3 separate regions of the Homo sapiens genome follow, and regions 1 and 3 are each linked to region 2. The links are chromatin contacts, found by Hi-C or POLR2A ChIA-PET in ENCODE. All regions are on one chromosome and are shown on one strand. Each heading gives the region's core, a stretch centred on a gene start or an enhancer-like site at or near the end of the contact. The rest is flanking DNA. Distances are from core to core; before and after follow the strand shown.

The links. A loop is a pair of places that touch in the nucleus more often than their neighbours do. ChIA-PET counts read pairs that join two places held with the same protein, here RNA polymerase II (POLR2A). Pooled maps may share reads with other maps.
Region 1: a pooled map shows a loop between it and region 2 (2.8-fold over the local background). The contact joins two enhancer-like sites. A Hi-C loop is called at or near these places in 4 of 168 maps with a recorded cell type or tissue (B cell, astrocyte of the cerebellum, chondrocyte and 1 more) and 5 of 50 pooled maps. POLR2A ChIA-PET finds 5 or more read pairs at or near these places in 4 of 52 experiments (T-cell, activated B cell, activated naive CD4-positive, alpha-beta T cell and 1 more).
Region 3: a map of B cell shows a loop between it and region 2 (2.8-fold over the local background). The contact joins two enhancer-like sites. A Hi-C loop is called at or near these places in 5 of 168 maps with a recorded cell type or tissue (B cell, CD4-positive, alpha-beta T cell, PC-9 and 2 more) and 3 of 50 pooled maps. POLR2A ChIA-PET finds 5 or more read pairs at or near these places in 5 of 52 experiments (CD4-positive, alpha-beta T cell, CD4-positive, alpha-beta memory T cell, activated CD4-positive, alpha-beta T cell and 2 more).

Annotation. Positions count from the first base shown.
Region 1 is chr11:128,300,729-128,304,335 of GRCh38, forward strand. It overlaps LOC124902787 (a long non-coding RNA gene), which reads right to left. Exons shown (of 2, transcript XR_007062946.1): 2 at 1,599-3,607. Among named protein-coding and RNA genes, the nearest start is that of LINC02098, 94 kb to the left of the region's middle. RefSeq lists a silencer at 1,911-2,000. Within about 2 kb of position 1,908, at least 6 of the 41 ENCODE cell types and tissues checked have a DNase peak (open chromatin) inside an H3K27ac peak, as active enhancers do; they include B cell, where a contact is called at or near this core.
Region 2 is chr11:128,397,520-128,401,303 of GRCh38, forward strand. No RefSeq gene overlaps it. Among named protein-coding and RNA genes, the nearest start is that of MIR6090, 120 kb to the right of the region's middle. Within about 2 kb of position 1,737, at least 4 of the 41 ENCODE cell types and tissues checked have a DNase peak (open chromatin) inside an H3K27ac peak, as active enhancers do; they include B cell, where a contact is called at or near this core.
Region 3 is chr11:128,322,254-128,326,199 of GRCh38, forward strand. All of the region lies in intron 1 of LOC124902787 (a long non-coding RNA gene), which reads right to left. Among named protein-coding and RNA genes, the nearest start is that of LINC02098, 120 kb to the left of the region's middle. RefSeq lists an enhancer at 1,971-3,105. Within about 2 kb of position 2,543, at least 6 of the 41 ENCODE cell types and tissues checked have a DNase peak (open chromatin) inside an H3K27ac peak, as active enhancers do.

The DNA.
Region 1 (3,607 bases), core at 658-3,157, 97 kb before region 2:
AGTTCATGTAACTCTTGATGAGGTAAAATATATCCTAGGATAATATTATTCTAACCTGATTCTAAATCGTATGTTTTTTAAAAAAAATGTTGTAGTGTTAGTCAACTTTGGAGATCTAATCAATATAGACAGCTCTGAGGAGTAGATCACTTCCCCTACATTTTTCTTATTTTTTTTAAGAGCAAGTGTTCTTAAACTATTAGGAAGGTGTGTGTCATGTCATTTTTCATCTGTAGCCACATTTCCTTTGAAATTAAAAGGAGATAAAAGTCCCATCTGTATACTGCTAGCAGAAAAAAATTGCCATGAACTTTCCCCAAAGACATTATGAAAAGCCTTAACAACAAGCATACGTGAGAAAACAGCACACAAAAACCTTGGAGTCAACCTAAATGTCCATTAATACATAATATGTATATAAATAAATACAATAAAATAATATATAGCTGTGAAAAATAGAGAATAGTTAAATAACATAGAAACATGGCCATACTGCACTGTTGAGTGAAATAGCAACTTGCAAAGCAACAATATGTTAGCCCAGTTTATAAAAACAAAAATACATGTGTGTATATTTGTGTGATATGTGTTGTGATACGTGTAGAGAAGGACAAACTCAAAAGATTCATACAAAGCATACCAAGACAGTTTTTTCTTGGTTGTAAGACTGTATGATTTTCAGGCTCTTTTTTGTTTTGCATTAAATTTTGACTATAAAATGTAAAATAAATCCTTGAAAATCAATATTTTAAATTTTATTTCGCAGTACTTGCACTTCACTGTAATTCTTGGTGTTGCTATAAAGCTGGTTATATTTACTACTATAATTGATTCTCAACATTCTGTCCCATATTCAATTCTATGTAATGATTCTTATTCTGACCAGGCCTTTTAATAAAGATGGTTGCCATCTGGCCAGTTGTATCATTTAAGTTTTATCTTCTGCTGCTGATCATCATTAAGCTTTAAAAACCAATACTTTCATTAATATTTATACTTTTTTAAATTTTTTCAAGGTACAATAAATCATTAATTAGCCCATCTTCACGGTATGTTTTCCCATTTCCTGGGCTATGTGATTTCAGTCTAGCTGCAGTGTCTTCAAACTGCACCTCCTAAAAGCAACAGAATGATTCAACTGAACAACTATTCAACTATTACTTGACTATCCACAGGTGCAAAACATGACACCAGGAAGAGTGGGAACGACACCAATAAACAAAAATGAGCCCCTGATGTCAAGGAGCTCAGTCTAGGGAGCAAGAAAAACACAGGCATAAGTAATCCCAATGCAATGATTTGAAAAGCAGTAGACAAGCACTCATTCCAATTCCTAAATGCATTCTGCACCTCTGCCAACTTCTTACAAAATGCCCATTTGCTTTATTCTTATTGACATATTACAGATTGGAAATGTCTCAGAAAGGGAAAGCATGATACTGTACATCTTCAATAGACATAAATGCTCAGAAAGCAGGGACCTGCTTATATTTTCCTATGATGGTGACTTATTAACTAAAATCCAACCCACCCGTTTGGGAACCAAATTAGATAAGTTATCTCTTTGTGTCATCCCAGTTCACTGGCTCACCACTCTCTGGACATATAAACACTCTGTTTTATTTCGCAGATGAGGAAATTAGAAGACGGGGGAAACTGCAGCTTGTCCTTTTCTCCTCAAAAGCCCATTTCAAAGTCCACATTCGATTGCGGGATTACGCTTAAGAGGTGGGCTTCAGATCTTCAGTTACTTATCCAGCTGCAGGATGCCCTGCACTCCAGTAGGTGTTTAGAGTTTGAGACTGGACAAGTGAAGAGTCTCAAGGCAGAGCTGACTCCACCTACCGTTACACTGTTGAGCAGATGAGAAAACCAGGCTTAATGTTTGTTACCAGTGTCTCTTCCTATTTCTTACTGTGTGACAATGATCGGTATCTGGTTGCCTTAGAGACTGTCAGACCTGGCATCTCTGCGTATCTGCAGAACACTCAGTGGTTTCTGAAAACAGGTGTGGCCTGGTTGAGTGTAGCATAGCCACAAGTTTTTTTTTTTTTTTCTTTTTTTTTTTTGTTTAGGTTGCTTTGACTCTGGTGGCTTTTACCAACTTTCCAAATGTCACTCCCTCTACCTCAGGGGCTATTTGTCAAAGTTATTGGTAAACTAGTTTCTTACCTGTTTTTTCTCTTTATTTTAAGAGATAAAATACTAGATAGAAAAAAAAAGCTTACTGAAGCAAAAACTGGTTTTAAGTGACAATTGTGTGTTCGTTGTGGCTTGCACTTTGACAATTAGTTCTGGTCCTCTTGCTGATGGTGTGGCTTTTGAGGTAAATTGCATGAAGAAAACCAGTTCTCATTTGGTAAGCTCCAGTGGGTTGCAGAGTTGAGGGAGCTGATACTATCACCCACCACCATATATTTGGCCTTACTGGTATAGAGCTAATGACCAGTAAAGGTATTGAAAGTACATGGGTCAGATTAAGTAGGAAAAATAGACCCTATTCAGCTATGAACATTTCTCCAAAAAAAAAATGTACAAAAATGGAACTATTTGTAGAAAGTCTTAAAAATCAATGAATTTAGAAAAAGTTGGAGAAGCTGGGTATATTTTGAATAGAGAAGAGATAGTTTAAGGAAGTCAAGAGAGCTGACTTCAAATATTCAAAGAATAGCATGTGAATGCACAAATAACCATAATCTTTCAGGCCAAAAAAGTGGGCTGACGGCTTAAAAGGGGAAATAATTTGATCCCAAGAAGGCAATCCATTCTAACAACAAGAGCACATCTCACAGCAGTGGAACGGGTACCTCGAGACAATGAAAATTCCCATCTCAGGAGCCAACACCAGGTGGTGATTTGTCAGGCTTGCTAGGGAAGGATTCTTATAGCAGGAGGGAGATTGGATGAGACCTCTAAGGTCTTTCCCAAGTATAAGATGCTATCTATCTAATTAATTGTCAGTCAGACTCTTAGGGATTGTCCTGGGCTCTCATCTCTGTGTCGTTGAACTATAGATTCGCTTCTTCCTAACTGTGAGATAATTGAGTGGATTCACATCTTTAAGTCAGCATTCAGCAGAAAGCAGTGATGGTGGAGAGATAAATCCCCAGACTTTCCATCTGATTAATTGCTGTCCCAGAGCCTTGGTTTGGGAAGATCCAGGAGACCATGAGGTTCATCAGAGTTGAGAGTTAATCCCACATGAAATCAACCACTTGCTTCCCCTGAGAAAAAAATAATAATAATTTCCTTTTATTTTCTGGGTGTTTGGGTTTGAGAATGGGTTTGATCTTTAGTGTTTTTTTGTTTTGTTTTATATTTGTCTATGTTTGGTTTTAGGTCTGGAGTTCCAAAATGCAACATAATAAACACTTGCATGTCCAAAGCACTTTTGTCTGTTTTGCTGGTGAGAGTTGAAAGCAGACAATCTGCAGTCAAGTTTTGGTGTCAGATCAGTCCCCTGTGTAGCATGTAGTCTTGTGCATGCTGCTTTATTTTCTGGGTCGCCATTTTCTCATTTCTGAAATGGAGTAAGCACCGTTTTATAGGTTTATAAGAATCCAATGAGAAAATACATGTCAAGGTACTTTCTATGCTTTGAAGCACC
Region 2 (3,784 bases), core at 487-2,986:
ACTCTAATCAAGATAAATAACTGTATGGTTATGAGTAGTGACAGGAACCATCAGGGAAATGCAAATCAAAATCGAAACGAGATACCACCTAACACCCACAAGGATGACTGGAATCAAAAATATAGACAATAACCAGTGTTGGGGAGGATATGAGAAAATTAGGACCCTGATACATCCTAGTGAGAATATAAGATGGTACAGCTGCTTTGAAAAGTCTAGAAGTTCCTTAGAAGTTTAAACATAGTTACCAAATGACCCAGCAATTCCATGGAGGTAGATACCTAAAAGAAACGAAAACATATGTCCACACAAAAACTTGTAAAAGAATGTTGACAGCAGCTCTGTTCATAATAACCAAAAAGTGGAAACAACTCAAAGGTTCATCAACTGATGAATGGACACAGCTTGTGTGGTACAGAAATATATATATATATATATATATATATATATAATATTGTATATCTATTTATTATGTATTGTATATATCTATGTGTATATATAATCATTTGCACATAACATTTCAGTCAATGACCAACCGCAGTGCTCCCATAAGATGATAATACTGTATTTTTACTGTACCTTTTCTCTGTTTAGATACACAAATACTTTCCATTGTGTTACAATTGCCTACAGTATTCAGTACAGTCACATGCTGTACATGTCTGTACCCTAGGAGCCATAGGCTATACCATATAGTTTAGGTGTGTAGTAGGCTGTACCACCTAGAGTTGTGTAAGTACACTCTAGGATGTTTGCATACTATAATATTGCCTAATGACACATTTTTCAGAATGTATCCCTGTTTTTTTGTTGGTGGTGGTGGTGGTTTTTTTTTTTTTTTTTTTTTTTTTTTTTTTTTTTTTTTGAGACAGAGTTTTGCTCTTGTTGCCCAGGCTGGACTGCAGTGTTGCGATCTCAGCTCACTGCAACCTCCACCTCCCGGATTCAAGCGATTCTCCTGCCTCAGCCTCCCAAGTAGCTGCAATTACAGGCATGCGCCACCACCCCCAGCTAATTTTGTATTTTTAGTAGAGACAGGGTTTCTCCACATTGGTCAGACTGGTCTCGAACTCCTGACCTCAGGTGATCTGCTCACCTCGGCCTCCCAAAGTGCTGGGATTACAGACATGAGCCACTGTGCCCAGCCAAATGTATTCCTGTTTTTAAGTGATGCATGACTACTGTATATGTGGAGGTGGGGAGACAGAAACAGAGACAGAGAGAGAGAGAGAGAGAGAAATACTGAGACCTAGAAAGCTTGAATAACTCATTTCAAGTCAAGAGCAACTTAATGGTAAACTTGGATCAAAACACAAAACACTATTCTTTTTAGTCCTGTATTGTTTCCACTATATCACAATACAGTGTTCAATAGTTCTCTTTAAATCACATACCAGGAGCTAAATTTACTGAAGTATTACAAAACCACCAAATGAGCTTTCACAGGAGACCTAAAAGAGGAAATTAAAGATGCAAATAGTTTAAGAAAAATCTGTGTTTGATTCAGAAACTTAAAACCAGTTTCTTCAAAAACTTGTTAAAAGAGAAAGAAACAGGCATTTTTACCCAAAGAAAGAAATACCATATTCTAGAGATTCACTAAATAATTTTTATGATTCTCTATGCTACTTTCAAGAAACTCTGACTTCAGTTATGTAGACTAAGGTGACAAGAACCATTTATGTAATCAACTGTAATTACATGAAATTCTCTCTTTAGCACATGGTACCCACTGAATGTGGCACAAAAGAGGATATGATCAGTTGATTCAGGATGATGTCATTTCCATGATTCTAAACCAAGAATCTTCAAGAAAGCCTGGGCTGCAAGTTCCAGGGTCAAATTGCAGACTGCTTGCAGAGAGTGGCTCTGCTATTCCAAGAACCTCAGATGGCTCACTGGAGTGATCTGCTTTAGATAGTGTGATCATATGTCTTGAAATTTCCATGACAGTCTTGTTTATACATGTTGCTCCAGAATATTTATTATAGTGCTCTCTTTCACAATCAGAGGTGTTCCGCTTTGAATGGTGAGTTATAAAATAGTTACCCTAGCCATGTGGAGTGTGCTCGCTCACTTAACATTCAACATGCAGTAAGCCACTTTCACACATGGCCCTGTGCTCACGACTTAATAGAGGTTATTAGGCAAACCCAGCTTCACTCTGCTAAAGGTATTTTATTTTAAAATTACTCAAAGCCTGTCTGAATTCCACCCTAACTCCATAACAGACATTGGGTGCCTTCAGGAAATTACTTAGCTTCCCTCTGGTTTATTCATGTTTACTATGAAATGGGAATAATTGCATCAGTCTTACCACACCAGGTAATAAATAATGGTCGAGGAAGTAATTAGGCTTAGAAGCTGGATAGAAACTAAGATGCCTAAGTACTAATTAGGAATACAGCTGAGTAGATTGTGGTTGATGGCCGTCCAAATGAATATGTCACCTCTAATTTCTGCCTTGTTTCTTGTCTTATTTTAATTGTATCTATCTTCTAAGTGTCTTATCTTTACAAAGTACCAATCCTGAACCAACGAGGTTAGATGCTTAATTTTTCTCGTGTTTTGCTGGGCATTTGCTGGCTCTAACAGCAAAGGGGCATTAACCTAACCAAAAATAAAATGGTTTCATATCATTATAAAAATTATTCTGTCAGTGTGAAATGCCATAACAAAAAAGCTTGTATATGTTGATGTCATATATATATATTTATATTTATGTATTCATTTATTCTTATTTTACATATATAGTTATTTGTGGATAAGCAGTTTTGGTGAAGAATAGCTAGTATGTTTTTGAGTAGTGTCAAGGCCTATACTTTTGAGCTATTTTCTAACTCCAAACAGATCTAGAATCAATTAACCTTTACCAAGGGCCTGCTATATTTCAGGGTCTGGACTGAACAGACGATTATGTCATTGAATCTTCATTGAATTCCTGCATAATGGATATTCTGATTCTCATTTTGCAGGTGAGTTACCTAAAATTTAGAAAGAAAAAAGTAATTTACTCAAAGTCACATAAGTAATAAAGGAAATAAAATTAAAACTCGTCTTCTAACTTCAAAACTAGTTCCCTGTGCAACTACAGTATATGCCAACAGGCATGGTTGCTGAGAGAAGCAACTGAGGTGAAGAGGTAGCCACCAGATGGACCATGCATATTTTTCATATTAAAATGATTAAATCTCTTGCAACGAGAATGGCCTATAAATAATAAGAAGCTTTTTCTCCATGTACTACTCTATTTGCAGATCCTTAGAAGTCCGGATTCTATTTTTAATTCTTTATGTTTTTCTGGTTACAGAATTCCTATATAATTAAAATGAGAAAAGCAAGGAAAAAAGGAAACTATTCCTTGGAATTTCTTTCATGCTCTGTTCCCAGCCTGTGTGTGTATTTTTTAGTGTGTTTTTAAAAGGTTGCATTGACTCAGCAACAGGATAGCCAGCTACGTGACAGTTCATCTCTGGTTTCTATTACCCGTGATGAATGCCAGGGATCGTGTTTATACTCTTGAGTCTATACACCAGTTATGGTCTTAGGGAATTTGGTTGCGGCTCTGATTAAAAAAAAAAAAAAAAAAAAGTGTGGGGGTGAGGGGTTTGGACAGGAGGCCAAGAAGCTAAGCAGGGAGCTGCAGGCATTTCACAAGCTGTTGGGGTGCAGGGTGATGGGCCCATGAAAGAGTGACTCCCTAGTCCTGGATTCTGAGTGCAAAGTATAGCCTTCTCTGTTCTTGATGCTACCAGACTGTATTCAGGAACACTTAAGAGAAATG
Region 3 (3,946 bases), core at 1,293-3,792, 74 kb before region 2:
TGGCCAGGCTGGTCTCAAACTCCTATTTCAAGTGATCTACCCGCCTTGGCTTCCCAAAGTGCTGGGATTACAGGCATGAGCCACCGCGCCCAGCCAGCAGCTCAACATTTCTTAATAAAGATGGAACACTAAGATGATTCAAACTAAACTTCTAAATGTAAGAAGATTATATGACTGAGTCAACTTTTCCAACACCTCTAAAAGAGAGGAGTGTTGGGAGGAGAGAGGCACTGGTGGCCTCTGAGAGACCGTGAGGTGACTCTGTTTTCTGATGTGTATGTAAGTGGCTCCTGTCTTATTCTTTATTGAAGAAAAGGAAACTGTGACAGCAACAAGTTTGGTGTTTAGAAGAAGACAAGAATGTGGGGGCTTGCTGATGCCCCCACGCTCTCTTCTCATTTTTCTCCTCACTCGTGATTTCTGGCCAAGCAAACAGTTCCCTGGAGGATGGCATGACCTTGAGTGGGCTGGTCTAGTCTTTGGAGCTTTGGAAGCCGGGATGCTGAAGTTTGGAGATGGTATGCTTGCTGCTCAGGGTTGGAAGCTTAGGTACTTAATAAAGTCTGAAAGCTGTTGTTCCAACAGGGATAACCAGTGCCCCAAAGCCACTCTGAGCAGCACTGAGTTAGCAGCTCCAGCCAGACTAGAAGAAGGGAAGCAGGTCAACTGAGAGCTGACACAGAGAGCCCAAAGCAGGGTGGGAAAAAAGGGGGCAACACAGACAGATTGAGATGAGAGGGCTCCCTTCTGCCAGAATTGCCCTTCCCGCATGAGCCAGGGTTGTCTAGGCACAGCAGCTTCCTTAAGCATCCCTAAATTCACCTTCCTGGGCTCTGGGGTATCAAAATCTTGTAAGCAGTCCCACAGGCCTGCCAGAACTTTGTCATTCCTCCTGCTGCTTTGACTGACTTTGGGAACTGGATGATCCTTCTGCCTGGTTTGTGGACTCTTGATTTTATTCTTGCTGCCACTAAGGCTGCTATAATGGTTGTCGGATTTCCTTGGAACTTGAAGATGGGCAGAGGGTGCTTTCATAGTTACTGACAAGGTAATGTCAGGAGCACTCATTTCCCTGACTCTGGAGATGAAAGCAAACAAAAACAAAAACAATAAGCAGTTTATATTGGGCCAACCATCTGTGGTTAAGGAGAAAGGCCAAGCAATGACTACAGCTTCCCAGCCCAAACAGGCTCCAGGAAAGAGGGCTCAGTTCACAGGCTGGGAATATGGACAGCCAGAGACACTAAGGCCGGTTATGAGCTTTCATGAATCTGAGCTGGAGCCTCATCTGCCTGTTTTGCATTTCAGACAGGAGGAGGCAGTGTGGATGAGACTGTCAGAACTGGCAGCATTTCCCCTTGCAACTCCACAACTTATTTGCTGAGTGACCTTGAGCAAGCTCCTTAACCTCTGAGAGGCTTCAATTCTCTACCTGTGAAACAGAACCAGCAACATTTCATTAAAAGTTAAGGAACCTGGAGCATAATGACATTTCTCTATTAGAGCTTTCTCGGCTTGCCCCTTGGTAATTTTTGCCTTTCAGCACCTTTCTGGAAAGAAATGAAATGAGTAGTGTCTTCTTGTGAATAGGTGTCTTTTATAGAGTTATGGAAAAAATAATTCCCTTGCCCCGGCACCTTTCTTTCGTTGCTAGTTGTGCCACTGACTTGTTGCATATCCTGGATCCAGTCAGTTTTCTTTTCCTTGCCACTAGACCAACACTAGATCTTATAGCAGCCCCCATATACAAATGATTTCCACAGGATCCTCATGCTGCGTGTTCTCAGGCTCCTGATAGTGAGTGTTGAACCATCAGGCCATTCAGAGTTCACTGAATATGACTTTTGCAATAAAGATTAGATCCTAATAATCCCTGCTCACAACACGATTACTAGCTAATCCGTCCCAGTCGAGGGTTTCTTTTCTCCTTTGAGTCACAAGGAATCCTTATTACATGAAAGATGAAAACATGAAATGCCTATCAGAGATATCACCACATGCACCGCCCCCCGAACCAGGCCGTGGGGTCGGTCAACGAGTTCTCCCTGTGGTTTGGATGCTGACACCTGAGTGACTCCCCTCATGAGCTCAGAAGCAGAGAGAGGGAACTGTTTTCAGAGCAGAGAGGTGGCTTAGAGGAAACATGTACAGGACTTGGCAAAGAACCTGACTCCATGTGAATGCTCACTCCGTGTGAAATTGTTCTTATTATAGTGATTTGTGGGGAAGAAATAACCAAGGAGGGAAATAAACAACCACAGTGACAAGATAAAGGAAGAAACCTAGGCCCTAGAAAGGAAAGTTTTCTAGGCTGATTTCTACCCCTGAAATGCACCCATCGACTCTTCTGGAAACTCAACTGTGCCTCCCACCTCTGAGGTCAGCCCCTCCCGGGGCTAACTGCAGCCCAAGCAAGCCCCCGTGGCAGGAGTGTGGCAGGGGCCTTCAGCTCACCCACCTCTGCTCTCTGAACATGGCACAACGAGCCTGTCAGACCACTTGCAGCCCTGCTATTTGATCTTATCGGGCCCTGTCAGGGAGGTGAAGTGCATGCGTCAAGAAGTTCGTGCCTGTTCATCATTGTGGTTGCCCCGAAGTGGAGCAGGCAAGGTAACACTTGAAGCCATTTTTGCAGAGAATTGCACAAACAGCAGCGGGTGTCATAGACTCAGTGGTTCCACTTCGGATCGAGAAAACACCCACAGAATGGTAGAGGCTGCTAAAGAAACACCACAAAACACAGAGCAACATATACTCATGCACACACACCAGAGCAGTGTGAACCAAAGCCCCGGGCAGGAGGACGTGCTGTGTGCCAACAAAAAACAAAAGGGGAGATGCATTATTTGTTTTGGGGTAGAAAGGTTGCGGGACTGAGGCTCTGCTGCAGACAGATGGGCGCTACACTTATTTGTTGGGTGGCAGAAAAGTTGGGGGACTGAGGCTCTGCTGCAGATGGGTGGGCACTGTATGACTTTCTTTGAGGAAGGCACTTCTGAGAGTGAGAAAAAAAAACAACTGATAGTTCTTGGAGCTTGAAACTGAGAGTTTCTACTATGGAGAATTGAAAACAATTTCCTTCTGAGGGAGAAGGTAGATGGAGCAAGGGAAGTCCAAATTAGGCCCCTTTTGGAGGTAATAGATATTTTCAATCTGCTAAGCAGTGAAGCAGGCAGAAACTGACAATTGTTATAATTATTCTTGTATAAAGTAAATAAGATTTTTCTCAAAGGAGAAAGCACCTGTTGATTTGGCTAAGTTAAGCATTAGAAACACCTGAACTTACCGTTACACATTCTTCAATTTGGCAAATGCAATACAAGAGTGAATGAGACAAACCTTGACTTGTTCTCATATAATTTATTATCTAGTAGAAGAAGACATTAAGGAAACAGACACTGAAATATATAATTATGAATTATGATTTGTGTTTTGAAGAGAGTGTTCAGTGTTTATGAGACAGAATATCTGTTTTTACCTAGAAGTTTGATTGTCTATTCAATACGCATTTTAAAAGTAGTTATTCCATGTAAAATTGTAGGGATATACAGGAATTATTGATATATGATCTTTACTTTCCAAGAGCTCAAAACCTTTTAAGGGACTCAGGCACGCTGATAGATAAATAGTAGTATTTAAAAGTAGAAATAAGGCCAGGCGCGGTGGCTCATGCCTGTAATGCCAGCACTTTGGGAGGCTGAGGTGGGTGGATCACCTGAGGTTGGGAGTTTGAGACCAGCCTGACCAACATGAAGAAACCCTGTCTCTACTAAAAATACAAAATTAGCCAGGCGTGGTGGCGCATGCCTGTAATCCCAGCTACTCTCAGGAGGCTGAGGCAGGAGAAACGCTTGAACCAAAGAGGTGGAGGTTGCAGTGAGCCGAGAGTGTGCCATTGCACTCCAGCCTGGGCAACAAGAGCAAAACTCCGTCTCAAAAAAACAAA